Regions from separate parts of the Homo sapiens genome. Here region 1 is linked to region 2. Evidence: read pairs that join two places in POLR2A ChIA-PET (ENCODE). Cell type or tissue: PC-3. All regions are shown on one strand. Each heading gives the region's core, and the rest is flanking DNA. Links, peaks and the distances in the headings are about the cores only.

Region 1 (5,389 bases), core at 249-5,248, 110 kb before region 2:
CAGTATTTTACTTCTGTATTCAGCCTGCTTTCCTAGTCAAAAATAGTCCTGACTTGAAATAGGTACAAATAAATAATAAAGATGTATAGCTATAACTAATATATTCTACTAAAAGCTTTAAGCAGAATATATTAAAAACTAAATCTCTGCTGGAACTATTTCTAAAACTTTTTTTATGTTACACTTAATATTCATACTTTCTTATCTTGATGCATTGGAGGAGTGCTTGTCCCTACACATACAACGCCAGACTTCCGTGGATTGTTGATGTTAGTGATTTTGTGTTGTCTTTCCTCCCTGTTTGGTTATTAGCTTTATGTATTATGTTTTCTAAGGTACTCTCGACCCACCTCATGATCCTACTCCATAGCTCCTAACCTGTTAAAGCAGAGAAAGAACTTGAGGTTATAGGGGAAAAAAAGATACTTAGCTGGTAACATTAACAACCTAAAGCAGCAGGATCTGACTTGATAGTGGCAGTTCCAGAAAAAAGGAAAGGGCTTTCTGAAGACTAATTTCCTCCATTTTCAGAAGTCTTTTTTCATTTACTTTTGGGTTTTTGGCCGGACTGAGATGGTCAAGGATAACAGAAGTAGTTAACTGCAAGTATGAATAGGGACTGAGTCTGAACTTAGTTGAACAATGCTATACATTTACTGGAAAAACAGCTGACATAAAACTAAATATAAGCAAGAAGATCAAGTTTAATGGGAATAAAACTGAGAAAGCAAGATAAACTAGACTGGTGTCTAAAGTTTGATGTTTTCGAAAAATATGACAAAAGAATAAAACAATGCTTTCATGATTTACCTGCAAATCCTGAGCACAATACAGCAATAGCTATAGCGCCAAACCCTAATAATGGATTTTGTTCCACCTGCAATATTAATTGTTAAAGTTATTTTTAGTGACTAATAAACAGAGTTCATCCAAGAGTCCAAACAAATAAATACAAAAACCTGTTACAGTCTTACTAAAAGTATATTCCACATCAGACACAGCTATTCTACAGAATAAGACAACTAAACAAAAAGACCATTCCAGAAATTAACCAGGGCACTTGGCTTAAGTGAAAAATGTGTCCCTCAAATCACAGCCATAGTATATGCTTAATATAATATGTGCCCACTGTTTCCTAATACCAATAAGCACTCTAGCATGAACTTTTGAACAGGCCAAGTCAGCATACTACTTAATTTTAATTTCTATTATCACTCTAATTTAAGAGCTTATAGCATCAATCCTGAAAATGATAACAATTTAACTTATTTATTCCTCATCACCTACAGGATACAGTGCTGCCTCTTAAGACTCCCCAATTTATTGAATTTTTAGTATACCTTCTGTGTACCAGATACATTGTCTATACACACTGCTGTGGTTTGAATGTCAACTTCAAAACACATGTTGAGATTTAATTGCCGTTCTAACAGTATTAAGAGGTGGGCATTTAAGAGATGATTAGGTCATGAAGGCTCTGTCCTCAAGAAGGGATTGATGCCATTACTGAGGGAATGAGTTAGTTATTGAGGGAGCAGGTTTCTGATAAAAAGGATGAGTTCAGCCCACTTCCCTCTGTCACATGGGATCGCTTCTGCCTTCTGCCATAGAATGAGCCTCACCAGATGCCAGCACCGTGTTCTGGACTTCCCAGCCTCCAGAACCATGGGCCAAATAAACTTCTGTTTTTTATGAGTTACCCACTCTGCGTATTCTGTTATAGCAGCAGAAAATGGACTAAGATACATACTAAATGAATAAAGAAGATTACAATACACAGCTCTGTTATGTATAGGCAAAATTGACAAGTATATATAACCAAAATAGTGTGAGACCAGTGCTCACAGATCCAAGTATATGGGTCCTAACCCTCTGTTTCACTTTATTTTCTCTTTCTTTTCTAAACTGTCAGGAGCTTTCATCAGTCTTTCCTGAAAGATAAATACTATCTCAATAGTATCACTGAAATTAGAGGGTTGAGATTCATGACTGTAATATGACAAGGAAGTATATACCTTGTTCAAAATAAATAAGCCTGATATAAGAAAAGTGCCACTTTATGGTACCTGAGAGAGCAAGCTTGGTCTAAATTGTTTGCATGAAGATAAAAGGAGAAACAGAAGACACTGTAGACCAGTGGTTCTCAAAGTATGGACCCTGGATCAGCAGCAGTGGCACCACTGGGGGTTTGTTAGAAATAAAAACTGTCAGGCTCTACCCCAGACCTACTGAACCATAAACTATGGGAATGGGCCTAGCAATCTGTTTCAACCAACCTTCCAGTTGATTCTGATGTACGCTAAAGTTTGAGAACCACTGCTATAGACTATACATTATTAACAAGTATACTTTCCTATAATACAAATTTCAAGACTGGCATAGATAGAATAAAATCATAGTGTGAGATACCACCTATCCCAACATCTGCTGGGAAGCTCCAACTGCTAAAAATAGAGTGCCTGATAAATTCTTGACTTAGTTTCCTGCCAGTTGAATGTCTCTACAGTTAGGAAAAATAGTGATGGAAACAGCTTATCTGGACTTGATTCTGACAAGAAACTGCTGGGTGATGAAGTAGATGTGATGGGAACTTTGGCAGAAAGCAACCATGTGATCTGAGCATGAGCCAAACACAGCACAGTTAAGAGACATGTGCTCCAGTCCTGAATAAATCAAAACTCAAAAATGTAAAACTTCAAGTTAGAATTCCATGGCTCGTGAGAAGAACATTCAAGAGAGATTAAGAGTTACTGAAGAAGGAGGTTCTGGTGAAAAGTAAAAAAAAGAATACATAAGGAAATCAACATATCTAAATAAGGGCATCTTCACTGAATTCTGATTTTACAAGAACAAAGCCGAAGTACAGATCACCAAGAGGAATCTAACCAGGAATTTAAGAATAGTATCAAGAAATCGAAAACTCAGAATAAGTGGAGGCTTGCAAAAAATCCTGTAAGGCATTAAAGAAAGCTTTTTTTTTTTTTTTTCTTTTTGAGACAGGATCTTGTGGTATAATCATGGTTCACTACAGCCTCAACCTCCTCGGCTCAAGTGATCCTCCCACCTCAGCTTCCCAAGTAGCTGGGACTACAGGCATGCATCACCACATCTAGCTAAGTTTTAAATTTTTTTGTAGAGACATGGTCTCACTATATTACCCAGGCTGGTCTTGAACTCCTGGGCTCAAGCAATTCTCCCCGCCTAGACTACCTAGCTAAATAAATTTAAAAGACTATCAAGAAAAGTAGGTGAGTTAGTGTATATAAAGCATTTAGATAATGCTAGTATTTAGTGCATTATAAATGATTGCAGCTGTTATTGTTACATTGATTACCAGCAAAATGTTAGAACAGATTTAGAGATGACTTGTACTTAAAAAGCTTAATGGTCATCAGTGGAAAATAGTGTGACTTCACCAAGTGTGAAACATACCAGATTTCCTTACTGAAAGGACTCCTAATGTTAAGTGATGAGGGGAATTCCATAGAGATAATGTTTGGCAAAAAATGTGACAGACTTGCATATTATTGTTATTATTATTATTATTGAAACAGAGTCTCGCACTATCACTCGAGCTGGTGTGCAGTGGCGCGATCTCGGCTCACTGCAACCTCTGCCTCCCAGGTTCAAGCGATTCTCCTGCCTCAGCCTCCTGAGTAGCTAGGATTACAGGCGCCTGCCACCACGCCCAGCTAAGTTTTTGTATTTTTAGTACAGACGGGGTTTCACCATGTTAGCCAGGCTGGTCTCGAACTCCTCACCTGGTGATCTGCGACCAGCCACATAATATTTTTATAGACAACACAGAACTGTAGTGAGGATAAAGGTACAATCCGTAAGTGTGTGAATGCTCATACAGAAAAATGGTAGTTAATTGAACAAAATCAAGCTAGGCCATCAACCAATACCAACTTGCCAGGCATATAGATAAGCCACGTTAGAAACAGATCCTCCAGCCGTAGTCAAGTCTTCAGTTGACTGCAGCCCTAGCCAGTATCTTGACTGCAACCTCAAGCCAGAACCAGCTAGCTAAGGCACCCTCAAATTCCTGACCCATAAAAACTATGAGAGATGATATGTTCAGTAAGCAAGAAAAAGATCAAGCTAGAGAGAATTCTAAAGGTACAGCCACAGAACTCTGGTCCTGTTCTACCTAAAATTTTCATTAAAGACCCAGAAGGCATATTTTTTTTGACTCTGGAAAGCGTAATACCCAAAGGAGAAGCTAATAATGGGTAAGAACTGGAAATAACTCAAGGGGCTGAGCAATGACCCAAAGCTAACAAGAAGAGCTTAATAAATACAAACTCAACCTGCATTCTGGTTTAGAATAAGCCAGAGTTTGAGTTCTAGTGTCAATGAGAGTCTATTCCAGTCCTGACACTTGGAACCCACTTAACCAGTAGTGGAGGAGTGCATGGCAGTGCAGACAGATTGAGGGAACAGTGGGGTGAGAGGGATACAAGATACATTTGAGACAAACTATTTGGGTGACACAGTTACATGTAGTGGTTTATGATCAATTGTAAAATAGATACTTTGCCTGCCCCCCAGAAATTAACAGTCATGTACCACATAATGACATTTCAGTCCATGATGAACCACATATAAAACAGCGGTCCTGTAAGATAAAACTATATTTGTGCCTTTTCTATGTTTAGGTACGCTAAACTTACCACTGTGTTACAACTCGCTACAGTATTCAGCACAGTAACATGCTGCAGAAGTTTGTAGCCTAGGAACAATAGGCTATATACTGTACAGCCTAGATGTGTAGTAAGTAGTCTATACCATCTAGATTTGTGTAAGTATACTCCATGATGTTTGCACAACAGTGAAATCACCTAATGATGCATCTCTCAGAACCCTGAACTTACATTCTTTGTTAAGCGATGCATGACTGTATAACAAGTCTCCGGTATTCAGAACAAAGGGGTAATTACCAAACTGTGCCTCGTATTACTTAGACAACATTGGGAGACAGTGGGGTTTTAGGATATATTGAGAAATAATGACAGATGAATGCATCTAGGAGAAAAATATAAGGAAAAGTGTAGGGGCAGAAGGCAGGGATCAGGAAGTCTGTCTAGAAACCATATTATAGAAAGAAACAGTAGGGTTTTAATTGGGGAAGGAGGGGACCTGGAGGGTGGGGATATGATACTGTTCACAAGCACTGTACATCCCAGCCGCCTTCCATTCCTAAGAGAACCATAGTCTGTTTGCTAAAAGTTAGAGTAAATATTCAACTGTAGGAAACTCCTGACCTTCACAAAACTATTCACTGGCATCCCATTTCCTGTTTCTCTTTGGGGAAATAACTGATTGAGGCATACAATGTAAGAAAAAAAATCATGTATGTATCTTAGCGTTAACTCTTTAAAAATCT
Region 2 (5,389 bases), core at 314-5,313:
CTGGGCTCCAGTTTGAATTTCATCTTTATGATTCCCTCCCACTATGGGAAGCATTACGGCATGAATCCCAACGACGAAGTTTAATTTGGGACAGTCTAAACCCTTATTAAAGTCATACTATTTTCTCAATCATCAAGAAAACTGCCTTTCTCTGTAGTCCATAAGTCCTCAATTTTGTGAGGAGGAATTTTTTTTTTTTTTTTTTTTGAAACAGAGTCTCACTCTGTTGCCCAGGCTGGAGTGGAGTGGTACAATCTCACTGCAACCTCCACCTCCCAGGTTACAGTGATTCTTGTGTCTCAGCCTCCCAAGTAGCTGGGATTACAGGCACATGCCACCATGCCCGGCTAATTGTTGTATTTTCAGTAGAGACAGGGTTTCACCATATTGCCCAGGCTGGTCTCAAACTCCTGGCCTCAAGTGATCCCCCACCTCGCCCTCCCAAAGTGCTGAGATTATAGGCATGAGCCACCATGCACAGCTAAGAAGGAATTTTTTGGATCTCCTTCCACCTTTGCTGAAATTCTAAAAAAGCTGCATTCCACTTTTAGCAGCTGTTTTCTTATGGCTGAATAAATGCCAGAGATGCCATCAGATTACTTTAATTCAACTGTCTCTCAGTTGACGAGGGCTGAACTGTCAGTTTCCTCTTGGCACAATGCAAGTAGAAAGATAGTAATAAGTGGCTGGGAGCAGTGGCTCATGCCTGTAATCCCAGCACTTTGGGAGGCCTAGGTGGGTGGATCACGTGAGGTCAGGAGTTCGAGACCAACCCGGCCAACGTACAGAAACCCCATCTCTACTAAAAATACAAAAATTAGCCAGGCATGGTGGCACTTGCCTGTAATCCCAGCTATTCAGGAGGCTGAGGCAGGAGAATCACTTGAACCTGGGAAGCGGAGGTTGGGGTGAGCCAAGATCACGCCATTGCACTCCAGCCTGGGAGACAGAGTGCAAGACTCCATCTCAAAAAAAGAAAAGAAAAGAAAAAGAAAGAAAGATAGTAATAACTCACCTGAATTTCTCGTCAGCACTTCAGGATCATGATCTCTAACACTCATCTTCTCTCTGTCACACTCAGGGTTGGGGTGCAGCCCCAGCTGAGGTCTGAGGACAGTGGGTGGATGTGGGGCAGGGAGCTGGAAGAACACTGGAGAGACAGCAGGTAAATGAGACATGGCTTTATTCAGCAGCCCCTTCACAGGGTCAGTGTTACATTTATACACTACACAAACACTAGTGGCTGAGAGCCAGGTGGGGAGCTGCTCTATGTTATGCCTACATGGCTGTGACTATATAAGACACAGGACTGTGCACTTGCACCCCAATCCCGCTGAGATGTCTAGGCTGTTTACCTCGGCCTATTCCTGCTACCCTATGCCTGCTTGGCTACAGCACAGCCATGTTCCTTACACTCTCCAAACCTGTCCCACTCTCTGCATTCTTTATGGGATGAATTGGCATTGATTTAATAGCTGGCTCAAACCTGATCCCACTTCCCCCACTCCCTCTCCCCTCACACTCAGACCTGTCACTAAGCCTGTCCAGCCCTTCTCAGCAAGTCTCACATCCATTTCCTTCCCTAATTACTAATGCTCTCACTCAGGCAGGTTATGGGAATCTCCTAACTGTATTATCTGCTTCCAGGCTGGGGCACTCCCACAGGCAAAGCTGATAATATTACTGCCTGTGTACTGCCCTTTCTGCAGACCACAGAAGGCCCTGCAGAAGAAAATTCAGTCCTCCTCAATGGGATGCAAGACCCTCCTGCAACTGGCCTCTGTTTATCTCTAAACCTGCACTGTTCAATATGGTAGCCACTAACTGATGAAACTATTTAAATTTAAATTAGCTAGAATTAAATGAAAGTTAATATTCAATTCTTCAGTTGTACTGGCCAAATGTGGCTAGAGGCTACCGTATTGGACAGTGACAATATAGAACATTTCCATCATTGTAGAAAATTCTGTTGGATACTTACCTTACCCCTACTGCACCTGAACTCAAATTTTCAAATGATCCGCACCTTTGAGCATACTGTGCTTTAGCTGAGGCAACCTCCTTTAATTGGATTACTTACCTTGCCAACGATGCCCTTCAAAACACAGATCAAATGTCATCCTATTCAGAGAAGCCTTTCCAGCCAAGCCTCCCACTCTTGTGCAAGTGATCACTTCCTCATTTGGACGCCCATTGCACTCTCTGCAGACTTCTACCATAGCGCCCCTAACACTCCATGTCACCTAGTGTTCATGTCTGTTTCCCTTTACTACAGTGTGAGCCTGGGCTGGGGTCAGGAACCCAATCTTATTCATTTTTCTAGCCCCAGCTCTAGACTAATGCCTGACATATAGGATATGCTAAGAACTAATTTTGTGAATGAATAAATATTACCAATAAATATTCTAAGGTCAAGATTTTATCAGACTTCAGAAACAAGAGAATGCCCCAATTTAAATGCCTCACTGACAGGTAAAAACTTTGAAGAGGAAATATATTTCCAGAATGATCATCGAAATACTGGATATGCTCTTTTAAGTCGCAATGTCATGCTAGAGTTGTGTTCCATTTACAACTAACCCACGAGAGGCATGACAATTGGAGTGGATAATTGAGATGGTTTGACAGGTATAGCGAGGTGTGGCTGACTGCACACGAAGGAAATTCCAGCTTCAGCAATTATTAGATACACACCTACGACATTAAAAGCATGAAGATTTGGCTAGTCAATTCAAATATTAAGTGTCTAGGCTTAAAAATATTTTATTGGGACATTTTCCATTATAAAAATAAGACATGCTCTTTATGAAAATTTGGGAGTACAAATCTGCCACCCATAGATTCATTAACAAAGGATTAATGTTGTTAACATGTTCATGTAATGACTCACCTTATCTACATTCTTACCATATCTTATGTTACTCCTTTACAGTCAACATTACAACACAGACATTTTTATATCTTATTATGGGCTGTATTTTTAATAGCTGTATAATATGCAATTGAGTGGATGTGTCATAATTTACTGAAGTATTCCCACTATTATGTAGTATATTTTCAAGTTTTCACCATTATAAATAACAGTGGAGTTATTTGAGTATAAGAATTTTTTGTATCGCATGTAATTTATTCAGATTCCCAGATGTGAAATATCTGAGTTTTTAAATATCTGCTTCATTTGCTACTTTATTCCTAGTACCTAGAACAATGCCTATCCCATGGTAGGTATTTTATTAATAATTGTTTAATGAATATGAGATGTTAATTAAGTGGAAAAAAGCTGGCTTGATATGTAGACACCAAAAGCATGTCATAGGCATGTCTTGTGACAGGTTCCAGGGAAGACTTTGTCCCCACTTTTAAAAAAATTAATAAATTTTATTTTTTAGAGCAATTTTAGGTTCACAGCAGTATTGAGTAGAAAGTACAAAGTTCCCGTCTATCCCTATCCCCACACACCTAACCTCCCTGGCTACTGACATCCTGCACCACGGTGGCACATGTTATAATTGATGAACCCATCATTATCACCTGAAGTCCATAGTTTAGGATTCACTCTTGGTGCCGTGGAATCTATGGGTTGGGACAAATGTATAAGGACAGGTATCCACCATTACAGTATCATACAGAATAGTTTTACTGTTATAAAAATGCTCTGTGCTCTATCATCCCTCCCTTCCCCCAACCCCTGGCAACCACTGATCTTTTTACTGGAGTACAATTGTTGAACCACATGGTAAGACTATGTTTAGTTTTGTAAGAAACTGCCAAACTGCTTTCCAAAGTGGCTATACCATTCTGCATTCCCACATGTCAGCAGAGAAAAGAATTCCAATTTCTTCACGTCCTTGGCAGCATTTGTTGTTGTAAATGTATTGTTTTGGCCATCCTAATAGGTGTGTAGTAGTATGTTATTGTTATTTTAATTTGCAATTCCCTAATGACATATGATGTTGAACACCTTTTCATATGCTTAATTGCCATCTATATATCTCCTTTAGTGAGATATCTGTTGAAATTTTTTGCTCATTTTAAAAGTTGGGTTTTTTGTTTCATATTGTTTAGTTTTAAGGGTTCTTTGTATGATGTGGTTAACAGTCCTTTATCACATATGTGTTTTGCAAAAATGTTATCCAAGTCTGTGGCTTGTGTTTTCATTCCCTTAACAAGGTATTTTGCAGTGCAGAAGTTTTCAATTTTCATGAAGCCCAACCTATCCATTTTTTCTTTTATGGATGATGCTTTTGGTATTCTATTAAAAAATCATCATCAAATTCAAGGTCATCTAGTTTTTTTCTGTTATATCCTATAGGTTTTATAATTTTGTGTTTTACATTTAGGTCTGTTATCATTTTGAGTTAATTTTTGTGAAGGCTATAGAGTTTGTGTCTTCATTTTTTTTTCTTTTTTTCTTTTTTGCTTCTGGATGTCCTGTTGTGCCAGCACCTTTTGTTGAAAATATTATCTTTTCTCCTTTGGATTGCCTTTGCACCTTTTTCAAAAGAATTGACTATGTCTGTGTGGGTCTATTTCTGGACTCCTTATTCTGTTCCACTGATCTATTTATTTATTCTTTGGCTTATACCACACTGTCTGGTAGCTTTTCAGTAAGCCTTGAAGTCAGGTAGTATCAGTCAGTACATTTACTTTTCATGTCTTTTCCCTCTTTTACTGTTCTAATTAAAACTTCCAGTTCAATTTTGAATAGTAGCAGTAGTAATACTCAGTTCCACTAGCTTAAAATAAATGCTTGCATTACCCCTTTAAGTATGATGTTTGCTGAAAATGAAAAAATAAATATCATTTTTCTGGTTAAGGACATCCCTTGCTCTTTCTTTCTTTCTTTTTTTTTTTTTTTTTTTTTTGAGACAGAATCTCACTTTGTTGCCAGGCTGGAGTGCAGTGGCATGATCTCGGCTCACTGCAACCTCTGCCTCCCGGGTTCAAGCAATTCTCCTGCCTCAGCCTCCCAAGTAGCTGGGACTAAAGGCATGTGCCACCACACCTGGCTAATTTTTTGTATTTTTAGTAGAGATGGGGTTTCATCGTGTTAGCCAGGATGGTCTCATCTCCTGACCTCGTGATCCGCCCACCTCAGCCTCCCAAAGTGCTGGGATTACAGGCATGAGGTACCACGCCCAGCTGAAAATTTTCATTTTAACAAGCATTCCAGGTTATTCTAGTTCAGGTGGTCCAGGGGTACACACTTTGCAAAAGTAGCTAATCTAAAATACCATGTGCAGCAAGCACTTTTCCATTTTTCAATATTATGTACAAATTCTGTCTTTGATTCTGATGGACAATGATACATGTGTGCATTAGGCATTTAAAAAAATAGGTTATCCCTGTCAGCAACTTAGTAATAAAAATGACTTGAAGTACCAAAAAT

Evidence for each region. Peaks named below come from ENCODE experiments on the same cell type or tissue, not always from the same donor. Only the 100,000 strongest peaks of a DNase experiment are listed, where the experiment ranks them.
Region 1: POLR2A ChIA-PET joins it to region 2 with 10 read pairs; 6 of 35 experiments call an interaction of 5 or more read pairs at or near these places.

What each region holds. Positions count from the first base shown.
Region 1 is chr6:87,501,870-87,507,258 of GRCh38, reverse strand. It overlaps SLC35A1 (solute carrier family 35 member A1), which reads right to left. Exons shown (of 8, transcript NM_006416.5): 5 at 811-877. Among named protein-coding and RNA genes, the nearest start is that of SLC35A1, 32 kb to the right of the region's middle. In PC-3, for the core only: no CTCF peak of the experiment used is centred there; no DNase peak of the experiment used is centred there.
Region 2 is chr6:87,394,004-87,399,392 of GRCh38, reverse strand. It overlaps LINC01590 (long intergenic non-protein coding RNA 1590), which reads right to left and starts at 2,269. Exons shown (of 2, transcript NR_026784.1): 1 at 1,016-2,269. In PC-3, for the core only: no CTCF peak of the experiment used is centred there; no DNase peak of the experiment used is centred there.